2 separate regions of the Homo sapiens genome follow, and region 1 is linked to region 2. A link is a loop called in an ENCODE intact Hi-C map of the cell type or tissue named here. Cell type or tissue: heart right ventricle. All regions are shown on one strand. Each heading gives the region's core, and the rest is flanking DNA. Links, peaks and the distances in the headings are about the cores only.

Region 1 (7,530 bases), core at 2,063-7,062, 240 kb before region 2:
TGGACACCATCATCAAATAAATCAGTACAGAGTAGATTGTATTTTCTCTAGAGAAACAATGTTAGAATGGAACTTTGAAACAATTAAGTCATTGTTATGGCCAATAGTATGTTATAAAAGCAAACAAGTAGCATCCAAATAAGTAAATGTATTTTCTAAATCTTAATAAATTACATATATATAGATATATAAATATACCATATGTGGACTGTGGAAAGGATATAGATCTAAAGATACATATCAGCTGTATCTTACCAAAAATGTATTTGTTAACTAGAATTAAGCATTTTATTAAGAACTGAATTTGTTGTCCAGAAATGTAGAAAGTCCCGTTGGATGTCTTGGATCTCTTAAAAAATAACTCCAAGCAATTTTCTGCAGAAAATGACTTTTCCCCCTGTTTAATATACTCCCTGTAGCAAGCAAAAGCATTTAAATCATTTCACTGACCTCAGCACTACCCTACAGTGTGATACTCAGAACATGCTTGTTGTTAGGAGGATTGGTAGCAGTGTTTTGTCTACCAAAAGGGTTTATTTTAATGACATGTTACAAGATGAGTAAATGTTCATAGTACGCAAAATGTGCAAATAAACAGAAGGAAGAAAGGTAATATTTCATAATTTTACATCTTCAGAGATAATTACTGGTTTTTAACATGTATGTTTCCATTTAACCATGTAGCAACAAGTAGTTTATCTCATCGAGTATTTGTAGCATCATTTAAAATGGATGACTATTATTTCTATATAGCATACTTTATTTAACCAACCTCTGTTTCTGGACATTTCAGTTGCTTCTATTGTTTTTGCCATTATGCCTGTAGCACCCACACCTGTGGCTTCATGGGGAGTTTGCTTCATTTAGGTACAGGGTTACAGATGGCTCTGCTGATAGCAGTTGGACTTGGGCTGCTGAGGTACCCTGGAGTTTAGATGAGAAGGAAAATCCCTCCAGCACTTTGAGAAGTACACCTTGGGGTCCATTTTGCCTGAAAGGAGGGAAGACTTGAAGGTTGATGACAAGGAGGTTTCGGAAGTCAAGTGGGTGATGCTCTTTGAGTGGGCCCCAGGGCATGTTCCTCATGAGTGAAGACCAAAGAGCTTCTGCTGCAGAGGAGACTCAGGGGAAAGGTAGACAGGCTGAGCTGTCCTGTGGATGTCACTCAGCCTCCTCTGTGGCCACCCCAGTGCTTGCTCAGTGTTCTGTGAACAAGGTAGGAGTCAGGGCTAGAGGCTGTGCATGTCTTCAACAACAAAATTCCCCCTTACAATGGCTGACCTGGTCATTGGCCCCACTGAACGCCAAATTTGCTGAGCAATGTCCAGTCTCGAACATTTCACATGGTACCACATGCCAAATGAGGGGCAGATGGATTAGCCACCTTTTTGGACCCCTTCTGACCAAGCAGCACCAACAGTGGAATGCTGAACTGCTAGGATCCATACCACCTGTTGGAAACAACAGTAGGACTCAGTGAATGAGGGGGTCTGGCTCTCTAGAGGGACTTATCTGTTACTCCAGAGAGCCATTCACAAAGCACTAGAGCACTGTGAAGAATCCATGGTGGGTTCCAATATTGTTTCTAGGTCTTTTGCACTAAGTGAACTGGTGAAAACTCTTGACTGGTAGGACTAAGGGAAGAGTGTTCACCATCATCTCCTGTGACTCTCCAGTCTGTCCACCTGAGTAGGAAAACCATGTCTTGCTTTAGACCCTGGGTAACTAATTGTAGAGATGCCTCAGCCTATGCCTATGCTCTTCCTCAAAGAATGAGCTTGAAGGCTGAGAACAAGTTGGTTCCTATGGAAGGCTTTGCTTTTTTTTCCAATAAGCCCTGCATGATGCTGGCTCACTTGCACAATATTGAACTGTTCATCCAGGGAGTAGGTACAGATTCTGTGGCTTAATTTTTTTTTAAATTTTGGTAAATATATATATAACATAAAATTTATTATTTTAGCGATTTTTAAGCGTAGAGCTCTGTGGCATGAAACTGTGGGCTTCTTGCCTCTAAACTTAAGTCCATGCCTCTTCTCTACTGAAACTCCAATCTCTTCAGTGGAAGGATCATATTTCCTCCATGCGAAGATGCCATTAATTGTATAACAAAGCACATTCATAGCAATATTTTATTAAAGAAGACATTCTTGGCAAGTTTCTTTGGATGTCAGTTATAAGCCACACTCCTATTTCAGAAGTGAAAATTATGCATCATAGAATGGAGGAAATATGTGGCTTCTTTCTGTTCCATGGCAATGGCAGGAGTTTCAAAAACTGTTTCTGAGGGGAGAGTCACTTTCTGCATGGTGTACATGATGATCAAGCTGGAATCCTACACTTGGCTGGGCAGTCATAGGAGCACCACGATACTATCCAGGCAACCCCATTAGCCATCTTCCGGCTGAGGGGAGTCAAATACTCTACCGTCTAATCTTCATTGCCTTGGTGGCTTCACATGCCTTATTCCCTTTCCATATGGTGTTGACAGAAACTGCAGAATGTGTAGACAAAGGGTAGCATAGGTGTGAGGCTGCATGAAATGAATGTTGATATTTTGAAACGAGAAAGATGGGTTCTTCCTATTAGGAGAAATCCACATTAAAGAGAAGAGCACAGGCAAGCTTGGAACTAAAAGGGAGAAGTCAGCTTGAGAGTAGGGTAGGGGAAGAGTGAAGAGCGGAGGGCCAGCTCTGTCGCCTGGCTTGGTTATGGTGGAAAAGACTGCATTTGGCAGAACACATAATCAATGACGGATTTTTCATTTTTATTTAAACTTTGGCTTATAGAAGCGATTTCCTTTTTCTTCCTCACTGGTTTCCAGCCCTGAGCCTCTACCCAGCTATCAGCAGGAGGGAGTCCCCGCACAAATGCCTGGTATTGGTGATAGATCTGTGTTAATTGTATCCATACTGTCCTACCCAGTCTTTCTTGTAATTATGGGCAAGAAATTCTAAGACAGATGGTTAGCTTTCTCCATGTGCTGTGTGACCATGGAAATGAGCAAAGCTCATGAACTGACAGGAGGCCTGAGAGGGGGCTATTGTCTCATTAGCACTCAGTTCTATCTGATTGGGTTGATGCTGCAAAGGTAATTTAATGTGTCAGAGCAAACATGTGGCAAGACCAGTACCTATGAGAGAAGCATTGCATTTTTAAAAGCCTGAAGTATGAAAGAGATTTTTTAAGTGTCTAGAAGTCAGGAAAAACTTTAGTCTCTTAAACTAGATAGCACCTTGGTGACTTTACTCTCAGCTTAAGGTGCATAGACAAATTTAAACAGGACTCTCCATGTTTCCTGGAACCTAAAATTCACCAGGAAGTAATTAGCATTTACAGACAAATAATGCTTCAAGAGACCTGTGAGATAAAATACATGTTTGGATTTATGGAAAATAACAAAATATCACAACACTCTCAGAAAAAAAATTGTATTGAAGACTTAATAACTACAGAAAGAAAAACAACTAGTATTATTGAGCATCTACAATCTGCTGAGACCTTTATATACATTTCTCACTTTAACCTCAGTACAACCTTGGAGGTAGGCTTGATCTATATTTTGTAGAGTAAAATAATCAGGCTCAGAGTATTTAAGTAACTATCAAGGTCTGAAGCCTGGCGAGTTGTGGAACTGATGTCTGACACTTCCCATCACACCAGATACCTACTGCCTTTAGCCACACTGAGATAAAATAGAAGCAACTGAAATTCCCTAGGTTCCATCTAGCCTTGCTGCTCTAACCTCCTTCTCTCTTAAACTCCCACACTGGCCCTTTCCTATGGAATCATATGTTGACTGAACACATACTGCTTTGTGATGGGTTTCTATTTTTTAACCCATATTTGAAACTTTGTTTTTTAATGTTTTGCATGTGTATTGCTTTTCTCTTTAGTGGATGATAAGCCCCATGAGGGCACTGACTTTGATTGTTGTAGTTCCCACACCATTTTGTGAATAACTGATGCTCGATTACTACCTATTGATTTGATTTTAATTAGTGTGAAGGAGATCGTTTCTAAGCTATAGTTGATCTGATATAAAAGTCATAGTCAAGATTGTTTTGAGGTATTTAAGATACTTTTCATGGGACTTCTGACAATTGTTACACCCACAGTGTTAGTAATTCAGAGAGATTGGTGAAGAAATAAACGGATTTTTAAATTTTGAGATTAGCTATATCATTAAGGATTTCAGTGAGATATTTCATTACTTTAGCGCTTTACTGTTAAAAATCCCCGTAGATATCCATCAACTTCCTTGTTATGTTTTCGTTTTTCCTTTAATCAGATCACAGTCCACCTCTACCAGGGAAACTTAGTAACTACGGAGACAACCTTATTGCTTATACCTCTGAGCTTTACCTTTCCAAATATTTCAGAAGGCTAAGACTTAACATTTTTTTATGTAGAAATATCCATCCAGGTCAAAAGGTGGCAGGCAAACAAAAGCTAATTTCATTCAGAAGATTCTGTTTTCTCTTGGCCTTGGCGCTTGTTTCCCGCTTGAGTCACTTCCCCCGAGAGGGTAACCCTGGACAGCAGACACGAGAGCCCGTGAGAATTGTCTTAATGAACAACAGAAGACATACACAAACTTTCTTTCAATTTGTGGTAGTCCTTATTTTGCATTGGAAAATATGTGTAATTCACACCACTATAATTCCCATTCTTATGCCAAATGCAATCCTGGAGGAGGCTATTGCTGGCACAAAGTCTGGAGTTTGTACTGCATTAAAGCCAGTAGCTTGTTTTTCCATCTGGGCTAGGCACAGAGTTTGCAAACTTTTTTTCTGAGTTATTCATTCCCTGGTAAATTCCAGTCTTGGGCTGCTGTAGGACATAGACAAAGCTTTATCCCAAAAGTTGCAAATGGAATATGGCCCTTGTTTAAAAGTGTTTTGCTACTGGAAGTACAACTAGTTCCACTGAGGTTTGTGTTGGCCACCTCAGGCTTGTGGGCTCAGTTCAAAGTTTTAGTTTAGTTCTGCAAGGTTTATGACTTGGCTACCTGAGGGACTGGCCCTCATGCTGTTCCTTCCTCCCAGCTGGGAAGATCTGCTAGAGCACTTGGCTAAAACTTTCCAGATATTACTTTGGAATAGTCATGATGATGGCTCAAGTGTTCTTGGAGGATGTTCACATTTGGAACTTCCTTATGTGGTCTGACGTGGCTCCAGCTGTTTTCTTTTCCTGTTAGCGGAGGTGTTTAATTACTCTGCCTTGTTTGTTGCACTAAACTGATTTAATCAAAGATCTCCCTAAGTTTGGAGACTGTATGTTAGTTTCCTGTTGCTGGTGCAACAAATCCCACAATTAAAACAACACAAATTTATTTTCTTACTGTTCAGAACGCCAAATGAATCATAAAAGGCTAAAATCAAGGAAGGTGTCAGCAAGGCTGGATCTTTCTGGAAGCTACCTGGCAGAATCTATTCCTTACCTTGGCCACTTCTGGAGGCCACCAGCAGTCCTTGGCTGCTCGCTGCATGACTCCAATCTCTGCTTTCATGCTCACACTGCTTTCTCCTCTGCTGTAATCAAATTCCCTCTGCCTCTCTCTTAGGTCCCTGTGATTATACTTAGGGTCCTCCGAGGCAATCCAGTATAATCTTTCCATCTCAGGATCGTTAATCATATCTGCAAAATCACTTTTGCCATATAAGGTAACATTTACAAGCTTCAGGGATTGGGATGTGGACATCTTGTGGGACCACTCTTCAGCCTAGTACATAGCTTGATGCATCTGAATTTGAATCCTGGCTCTAACAATGTTTTATTCTTTCTAAGCCTTAGGTTTATCTAAATGGTGTTAATAATGTTTATCTCTCATTAGGTTGATGTAAGATTTTGATGAGTTAAGTATGTTAAGTGCTACCACCAACCAAGTACCCCCATAGATGTTCTGTTAACTTTAATTTCCTTTTTGCTCATCTCCTTTGATAATATCTGAAAAATTAAATATTTTAGTTCGAAGGCGGTGGGTCTTTGAACTTTATAAATGGTGTAGCACAAATACAAAATACTAAAAATATGTCCAAAATGATTATCACATAGACAAAATGCTGGTTAATATCCAGTTAAGTTTCCAATGAAGTATGAAACTATAACATAATGCAACAGATAATGTATCATTGTGCTTAAAGTCATGGGTATTATAGTATGAATGTTATTAGAAGCTTATCACCTTAAATAAGGTACTGAAGATTTTCTGCTTTCAACATCTCTGATTTGTTAAAATACATCAGACCACTATATGTGTGGGGCAAAGAGTATGAAAGAGGGGGGCATATCATTCTTTAAGACATTTGTATGGTTTTTAGGTAGGTATAGAATAGATTAAAACAATGATAATTTTTTTAACAAATATTAATTGAGCCTTTTTGATATGTCATACAGTGGCCAAGATTTTGCCAATATAAATATGAAAAGCCATGGTTCCTACCCTTATCTAATGGACAGGCAGAAAATAAATGTGTAATTACTATAAATTAAGATAAGAATAGTAACGGTCTTGGTGGAAGCACAAGGGAAGGGGTGCTTAAGTCTGCTGGGAGAATTGGGTAAATGGTGTGGAAGGGAAGTGGTGGTTCTTGAGCCAACTCTTCAGGAAGGAGAAAGCCTTTTCCAGGTGAATGTGGGGTAGGGCAACCCAGGCAAAGGAGACTGTACCTGGAAATGAATGAAGTACCAAAATATTGCATTCTCACAGAACCTTGAGTAGCTTAGCATTGCAGGAGCAGACAGGCATAGAAGAAATTTATCTTGAGAAACAACATCCCCAGCATTGAATTCAAGTATGGGTTCAAGTTCATTTCATATAAAGAACCCTGGATAGAGTGAACAAACATCCTACAGAATGGGAGAAAAGTTTTGCCAACTATGCATCTAACAAAGGTCTAATATCCAGCATCTATAAGGAACTTAAACAAATTTACAAGAGAAAAACAAACCACTAAAAAGTTTGCAAGGGGCATGAACAGACGTTTTACAAAAGAAGACATACATTTGGCCAACACTCATATGGGAAAAAGTTCAACATCACTGATCATTAGAGAAATGCAAATCAAAACCACAATGAGATACCATCTCACACTAGTCAGAATGGCTATTATTAAAAAGTCAAAACATAACAGATGCTGGTGAGGTTGTGGAAAAAAAGGAACACTTATACACTGTTGTTGGGAGTATAAATCAATTCAACTATTGTGGAAGACAGTGTGGCGATTCCTGAAAGAGCTAAAAACAGAAATACCATTCACCCCAGCAATTCCATTACTGGGTATATATCCAGTGGAATATAAATTGTTCTATTATGAACACACATGCACATGTATGTTCATTGCAACACTATTCACAATGGAAAAGACATGGAATCAACCTAAATGCCCATCAATGGTAGGGACAGGATAAAGAAAATGTGCTACATATACACCATGGCATACTATGCAGCCATAAAAAGGAATGAGATCATATCTTTTGCAGGAACAGGGATGGAGCTGGAGGCCATTATCCTCAGCAAACTAATGC
Region 2 (8,632 bases), core at 1,797-6,796:
CATTTGTTTCTTCTTTTACTTTATAATTCCTTTCCTTGCTATCTGTAATAGTAAACCATGCACCAAATTTGAGGTAGCTGTGGTTAGACCAATTTAGTTTTATATATAGGCAGTGGCCTGCATGTCCTGGATGCAAAAATGAATCAAAATAAAACAAACCTGCCCCCAAAAAACCCTAGCCTATGTAAAAGTATAAGAAGATAGGCTGTCTAGGGCTGTCATAACAAATTATTACAAACAGCATGGCTTAAAACAACCGAAATTTATTCCCTCACAGTTCTTGAGGCTAGCGGTTTGAAATCAAGGTATTGACAGGGCCAGGCTTCCTCTGAAGGCTCTAGGGAAGAATCTTTCTTTGCTTCTTCTTAGCTTCTTGTGGTTCCTTAGCCTCTGACGTTCCTTGGACTGTAGATGCATCAGTACCATCTTTGCCTTTGTTGTTACATGGCCCTGTGTGTGTGTCTCTGTGTTTCTTCTCCTCTTCTTGTAAGGAAATCCAAATGTAATTTGGATTAAGGGCCCACGCTGCTCCAATATGACCTCATCTTAACTTAACTAATTATATCTGCAATTACATTTATTTTCAAATAAGATCACATTCTGAGGTTCCAGGGGTTAGGACTTCAACATATCTTTTGAGGGGACACAATTCAACACGTAACAGCCTGCTACCATTTATGTTAACATTAATTTTCCTTCTTGTGATTCCTTAGAGGTTTGAGTTTGTGCTGTCATTAAAAAAAAAAAGTGTGAAAAGTAGCCATAACATATAATTATATTGAGGAAAAAAGTAGGTAGGCCTTGAAAAATTATTTACTGAGCATCTAATTGTGCCTGGAGCTAGGCATTGTGGAAGATATAAGAGTAATAAAATCACACCATTGTTAGAAAAGCGAATTCTCAGGATCCAGCACAGATCAAATGACTCCGAATCCACATTTTAGCAAGAGCCTAGGCTGCAAGGATCAAAATGGCTGGGTAGCTTCACTGACTGAAGGGCAGCTGTTCTTATACTCTGTTGCACTTTAGAAGAGTCATGATGGCTGGGCTGCACCCCCATGAAAATTAAATAAAAATTTCTGGGACTGGGATCCAGGTAACAGTATTAAAAAACAAAAACAAAACCCTATATGCAGTTATAATATTGCTTCTCAAATTACAAAGCACATACAAATCACCTGGGATCTTGCTAAAATGCAGATTCTGATTCATAGGTCTGGGTGGACCCTAATAACTTGCATTTTTAACCAGTTCTCAGTTGATGCTGTTGTAATTTTATTTCTCTTGTATTCCCCACAATGTCTAGTTCATGAACAAGTAGATGCTAATTAAATATATTTTGAAAGGCGAAATTTTCTGATTTCAGAATTAGTAAATATTTCAGATGTAAAGGAAGAAATAGGCTTCACAATGTTTAATTTGAAAGTACTTCAAAGGAAAAAAATTTTTTTTCTCAGACTTGAAGAAGGCAAAAACACTTCAAACAAAATGTCCTTTGTTTTCTCAGGATTCTCTATGAGAAAATAGACTCAATAAGAGATAACAGCTTGGGTTGTTTTTCTGTTTCTCTTACACAGTTGCTTCAAGTCTCATTATTAGGTTCCCTGGGTACAACACTCAAAGATCATTCCCAGACTGTATTAAGTTCCTGTGGAGTGATTATTTCATTACAAGCGATGTATACAGACTGATGGCTTGATAAACAATAGATCACCCAGAACTCTATTATGGTTCACACCGCTAATGTATTGTTTTCTGTTTCATAGGAAATACATCCCAGATTTGTCTGAGAGATGCTGTTTAGGATAAGAGTTATGTGATTTCTCAGTTCCCGATCAAAGTTTAAAGTGTTTGACTTGATTAAAAACCATTCTTCTTTAAAACAGAATCCATTGCAGACAATTTCAGATATTTGTTCTTAGACATTCTAGGAGTAAGACTATAAAACATACTACTCTGTAGATGTGGCTTATCATTCTTACTTCCCTTATCCTCTTTGCTGTAAACCTCCACACGCTTTTTTTTTTTAAGAGACTGGGTCTTGCTATTTTGTCCAGGCTCGTCTTGAACTCCTGGGCTCACGATATCCTCCCTCCTCAGCTTCTGGAGTAGCTGGGACTACAGGCGCATATACCACTTTGTGGTTGATTTTTTCCTATCCTCTTTTTAAAAGGTGTTTTTTACCTCTGCTTTAGAGCAAAGATGGTATAATTCATCTAGTTTTATAACAAATGTAAACCAGATACAATAATAATCTACTCAGACCTGTGTGTTCAAATGCAGTTCACACTCAGCATTGCACTAGATGTCCCTGCCCTCCATTCCTCCCTCTATTTTTCCCTCCATCCCTTGGGCATTTTTCCAAGTCCACATTATTCTATTTGATTGTCTGGGTATTGATATGTGTTATCTCTATGTTCTAGGCACTGAGCCCAGGGCTAAGTATACTGTGATGAATAAAACACACCATTCCCTAAAACCTTCCTTAATTTTCTCTTTTGTTGAACTCCTCATGTACTTTTAGTGAGTACAATGACATTTAGGATTAAATTGTTCTCTAATTTTTCTCCTGTGATCTATTTTTGACTTGCTAAGTAGATCAAAGCCTTATTGAAGATTTTGCATTGGTAATATTCACAGAGAAAATGTATACCTGAACTGCTGGAGAGGCTCTGGAAAAGTATAGGAGCACCTGTCCTAACTTTTAGGGTCATGGAAGACTTAGGAGAGGACATCTAAGCTAAGTAGGATAAGTAGAATGTAATCAGGTGAAGATTGAAAGTGGGGAAAAGGCTGGCAGAGTGTAGGATCCCATTCCATATTCAAGAAGTGGTTTTGCAAAGAGAAGATAAAGTATAGCATATTTAAAAGATGCATAGGTACTTCAGAATCACCAAACACAAACTGCAAGGGGGTAGATGTGGAGAATAAGGTACACCATGAAAAATATACAGGGACAATACAAAAGAGCAAGATGAAGGGTCAACATTGTGCTATAGAAACAAAATTCCCTAAAGTAAGTTTTCTGGTTTTGTCAGTGACTTTATAGGCTGTGAGATAGAGGAGGTCAACCCTAGTTGGAGCAGTATGCAAAGCAGAGATGGCCTTATATTGCGGAGTGCTTTGGATAGCCAGAGAGGTGGAGGGATCGACTTCAGTCTGGGAAGACCCCCTGAAAAAATGCCCAGTGGCTGGCAGTCATTTTGATGGGCTTTCTGCCTGAAACAGGGATTTCTCCTCAAAGGCAAATGAGATACAAATTTACCCAATGGCACATCCTAATAACTGAAGCAGGAAGACAAAACAGGTTCCTCAGGTCCCCACTCAACCAGCCATTTGCTAGAACACAAAATTATCTGCATTCAAATGCCAATTTTTTTTGAGTCACTGAATATGCTTTCTTTGCCTTTTCATTATTTCTTAATAATAATCATATAGCACTGACATCATTTATATCCAAGTTTGCAGTTAAATAGATCAGTTAATAAGTTGTACAAAGAACGGTGTGTTCTATACTGAAATAAGTGGCAATGATCTTATCTTCAGAGTATATCATCATCTATTTGGTTCTCAAAAACATCATCATCATTATAATTACTTTATTAATTCTTTTAGCTACTATTTTTTAAAGTTCTTTTTATGTTCCAAGCACTGTGGTAAGTGCTTTACAAACTGTAAGAGACATAAAGCTTTTCTGTATGTCTAGCCTCCCTTCCTTCTTTCAGAAATAATGTCTTTTTTTGTTTGTTTGTTTGTTTTGCTTTTAGGAGACCAGCCGTTTCTCATTCTCACTCTACGCAGTCAACTCCATGCATTCACAGTTTTACCCTTCTCTCTCTCCAGGCTTTATAGTGGTGGTAGTCATGGGACAGCACAGGACGCAGGCCTGGCTTAGGTGGGCACATGTCCTAAAGTGGTCTGAGCCATACTGAGGCCTGCACTTTTGCTGGAGCTATTGGAAAAGAGGTCCCTGGGTATAAGAGCCACTTAAATCTGGAGCGGGCTGAGCCCACCTGGTACCATGAGAAGAAAATCTGCCAGATATTGAAGTCAACACACAAGAAAGCAGAGCCAGGAGATGGAGACAAGGCAATAGCATCCTCAATATATTAAATTCCAAAGCTGGCTGTTCCTGAAGAGAGTATGTATCTGGACCTTTCAGCTATGTGATCCAATATATGTCTCTATCTTTACAAAACTACTTTGAGTTGGGCTTTTGTTCTTGGCTGCTGAAACAGGCAGAGCCATTATATGACTAAAAAGCTCCTGTTCTTAACGACCAATATCTCCAAGGATATTGGAGAAATGCTGGTGAAATAATGTGAGTAAATTTAAAAAGGAATCCCTCTTCACCTGCCCCCAAGTTTCGTGAGCTTTTTTAAGGGTACGTTTTCCATAAGGAATGTGCTTACTATTGCAGATTAGCAATGTGTTAGTTTGTCCATACGAAAGCAAGTAGCACTTATTTCCTTGTGGACAAGTGCATCCCCTGTGGTCCTGCTAGTACTATTTCAGTCCTAACGGGGTGATCAAGGGTTTGAGGCACCCTCTCAATACAAGCCCCAACCAAGGGAGGGTCCTAGCTCTTCTCATTTGAAAATGGTAAGCAAGCACTTCTCACTTCTAGATGGGAAGCCTGCCGATAACAAAAAATAGTTTTGCTTAAATATAGGCAGGCTTGAATTTGATGAAATGGCCCCCTCCGGTGGTTAGAGCAGCTGCTATAGTCTCCTTCCTCCTTAAGGTGGGAGACCTAAAATGAACCTTACTTAGTCTATTGCTTGTAAAGCCCACTGTTCTCTGAAATTTACTGCTTTGGTAAAATCTGCACAACTTAGAGTGCAGTGACAGCTGTATAACCGCATCGTTCAAGAAATCCTCAGTGTGAATGACTTTTAAATATTGGATGGATTGCCTTACATTCTGGGAGTGTTACTTTCACCCTCATTTATAAGGGGAAGCTCATAAAATAAGCTTCTCAGGAGTATACATTAATAAGAACAAAACAACCTTAACACAGCAGACTAATTTATCTATGTTTAATCTGTCTTGTAAAATAGCAAGATTAAAATGGAGGTACGTCACAGAAGATCAAAACATGTAGGCTCCTTGAAGTCCCTGCACATTTGGCCTAAATGCTTCCTAGCTCGTTTTTAAATCAGCTGATGTGAATGAGAAGTTATTTTTAAAAAATCAGACAATCAGAGTGCCCTGTACTAGAAAGAGACGACCTGTATGTTTGCTGACCATTGTTCTAGTGCTTGCTAGGGAAAGTTACCTGGAATTAGTAATAGAAAGAAAAGAACACATTATGGATGCTAAGGATAATTCTTCTTCTCTCTCTTAAATTTCATGAGACTTAAAAGGTGATTCTACAGTTTTTGACGTGATTCTTTAAAATATTTTTAGAAATATTTTATTTTATTTATTTATTTTTGAGATGGAGTCTCGCTCTGTCACCCAGGCTGGAGTGCAGTGACACGATCTTGGCTCCCTGCAATCTCCACCTCCTAGGTTCAAGTGATTCTTCTCTCTCAGCCTCCTGAGTAGCTGGGAGTACAGGCATGCACCACCATGCCTGGCTAATTTTTTATATTTTTAGTAGAGACAAGTTTCACTGTGTTGGCAAGGTTGGTCTCAAAGTCCTGACCTCAAATGATCCACCCTCCTTGGCCTCCCAAAGTGCTGGGATTACAGGCATGAGCCACTGTGTCTGGCCCAGAAATATTTTAACTTAGCACTTTGGTGTCAGATTCATAGGAGCCAATGCATACAAAATTATTTATTTCGTTTGAAAAATAATTCTGTAGAGGTCATTGCAATGTTGAGTTCTTGATCTTTAAATCCTTTTAAAATTTTAGATGGGCATTGCTAACGGGAGAGATACAGTTCACACCAAATAGATACCACGGATCATTCTCTTTTTAAAGTGTTCCTCTTTGAGATTCCCCACCCCACCTCCCCCCACTTTGCTGTGCCTCCATTCTCAACAAGCATCTTAAACATTGTTTATCCCCCATCCTCTGTCTTTGGCCATCTTCTCAATATATACCCTCCTTCTGAGTGTTCTCATCCAAACTCATGGCTGTATTTACTATCCATCACTGTAGTTTCCTAAATTAATATTGCTATTTAAAATTGAGCTGTACCCTGACCTTCAGAGCTATACATAAAATGGGCTGCCCAACATCTACTTGAATGTCCCATAAGGATTCAAATTCAGTATAGCAAAACTGAGCTTAATATATCTTCTCCCTGAATTTAGTTCCAGTTCATTTCATGGCCTCAAAACCCCGTATCTGGGAAACATACCAGAATCTTTCCTTACCTTCTTCCACAACCAACCGGTTACTATATGCTATAATATTTACCTTTTTGGCATTTCTGGTATTCGTCTTCTCGTTACCATCTTCACTGCTGTTGCCCTCATTGAGGCACTCATCTCTTACCTGGACTATTATAAGAGATTCTACTTTCAACTGAACAAACACATTGTAGCCAGAATTGCTTTTCCTAAATGCAAATCAAATCACGTTCTTCCCCATATCCCTCTTTTTTTTTTGAGACAGAGTCTCATTCTGTCAAGTGATTCTCCTGCCTTAGCCTCCCAAGTAGCTGGGATTACAGGCACACACCACCATGCCTGGCTAATTTTTGTATTTTTAGTAGAGACGGAGTTTCACCATGTTGGCCAGGCTGGTCTTAAACTCCCGACCTCAGGTGATCTGCCCGCCTCGGCCTCCCAATGTGTTGGTATTAGAGGTGTGAGCCACCATGCCCAGCCTATGTTCTTCCCCTTTTAAGACACTTCAGGGTTGTTGTTGTGTGTTTTTTTTTTTTGTAAGCATAAATTTAAATTTCTTGATGCATCATACATGATCCTCTACATCTGGCTACTGACCACTTCTCTATATCAGTTGTCTATTGCCCTGATAACACTGTGTAACCAACAACCACAAAATCTCAAGGACATACTTAAGAAACATTTATTATTCCCTTGTCTAGGCTGGTCTGCTGTGGACTTTGCTTGATCTTGGCTGGAGTTGCTCTTATGTCTGGAGGTTGGCTGGCCTTGGCTGGTCTAGAGTAGACTTAGCTGGAATAACTGGGGCAACTTGGCTCTGCTCTATGTGTTCCTTGTCCTCTGGCTGACTAGCCTGGGCATGGTTAATGGGGATGACAGAGATGCAAGAGAGAGCATAAGCAGAAATATACAAAGTTTCTTGAGGCCTAGGTTCAGAATTGGCACATCGTCATGTTTGCTAAGTTGTATTAGCCAAAGGAAGTCCTAAGACTGGCTCAGATTCAAGGGTTCGGGAGACAGATTCTGCCTCCAATTAGGGGAACTGCAAAGTCACATGACAATGGGTTGACTACAGGAAGTGGGGGAGAATTAGAGTTTTTATTGCACTGTCCATCATATATTTCAAGAAAGCTTCCACTTTCTTCCTTCCTCAGGACAAACAAGGAACAAAGAAACTCTCCACTGAAATTTTCAAATTTCATTACGGATAATGCAAGGAAAAGGAGAAAACGTCAAAGGAACTATAATTTCAACACCCTTGTAGAGAAAATAATGTATCTATGGAGGAAAATAAGTACAGGGTACTATGAGGAAATAAACATTAGGAGAATAGAAAAGAGACATTGGGAATTAAAAATATGATGGCAAAATAAGAAATTCAGTGAAAAGTTTGGAAGACAAAATTGAGGCATTTCCTGGAAAGCAGAACAAAAGGCCAAAAAAAAAAAAAAAAAACACAAAGAACACTAAGAAATAAAAACAGTCAGTTCAAAATATTTAAATCTGATTAATAAATGTTTTAATTTCAATTTTAATTTTTTTGATACAGTTTTGCTCCTGTCACCCAGGCTGGAGTGCAATAGCGCAATCTCAGCTCACCGCAACCTCTGCTTCCTGGGTTCAAGCGATTCTCCTGCTTCAGCCTCCCAAGTAGCTGAGATTACAGGCACCTGTCATTACACCTGGCTAATTTCTGTATTTTTTAGTAGAGACAGAGTTTCACGTTTCACCATGTTGGCCAGTCTGGTCGCAAACTCCTGACATCAGGTGATCCACCTCCCTCCACCTCCCAAAGTGCTGGGATTACAGGCATGAGCCATTGCGCACGGCCCCTGATTATAAAAGTTTTAAATAAGGAAAGGCAATTATTTAAAAAATAAGAAAATGCAGATGCCCAGGGTTTGCTACTGGAGAGATCTGATTCAGAAGGTCAGTAAATTGAATTAATACATTAATTTTGTATCTTTCCTTCAGCTTCTTTGGAACACTGAATATGAAACACAAAGTAGAACTTCAGAACTGATGAACTATTATTAGAAGTGGTTTGATTTGAAAATGTGGAAGTCAATTGTGGGAAGAGGGCATAAGGATGGAGATAACTATGTTTAAAACTTATTTTGAAAGTAGACAACAGCTAACATTAGTGTTCCGTGATGACGGGAAGTGGAGACAATGCAGCTGCTAAATGAGTCCCTTTAAATATTGACATGACTGACTCTAGTGCGACATGTTTAGTAGGAAGTGGGAGAGGAAGTAAAAATAGACCAAAGCAAACATTTGCTCAAGATAGACGAAGAGCAATACATCCTCTCTGTGCCCCTCCACCCC

Evidence for each region. A loop is a pair of places that touch in the nucleus more often than their neighbours do. Peaks named below come from ENCODE experiments on the same cell type or tissue, not always from the same donor. Only the 100,000 strongest peaks of a DNase experiment are listed, where the experiment ranks them.
Region 1: it touches region 2 in a loop (3-fold over the local background); 26 of 110 quality-filtered maps call a loop at or near these places.

The regions. Positions count from the first base shown.
Region 1 is chr1:185,422,411-185,429,940 of GRCh38, forward strand. No RefSeq gene overlaps it. Among named protein-coding and RNA genes, the nearest start is that of CBSLR, 110 kb to the left of the region's middle. In heart right ventricle, for the core only: a CTCF peak has its summit at 4,433; DNase peaks (open chromatin) are centred at 4,531 and 4,981; H3K27ac peaks cover 2,241 bases.
Region 2 is chr1:185,665,834-185,674,465 of GRCh38, forward strand. All of the region lies in intron 1 of LOC107985239 (a long non-coding RNA gene), which reads left to right. Among named protein-coding and RNA genes, the nearest start is that of GS1-204I12.4, 24 kb to the left of the region's middle. In heart right ventricle, for the core only: a CTCF peak has its summit at 4,692 (motif pointing left); a DNase peak (open chromatin) is centred at 4,678; H3K27ac peaks cover 604 bases.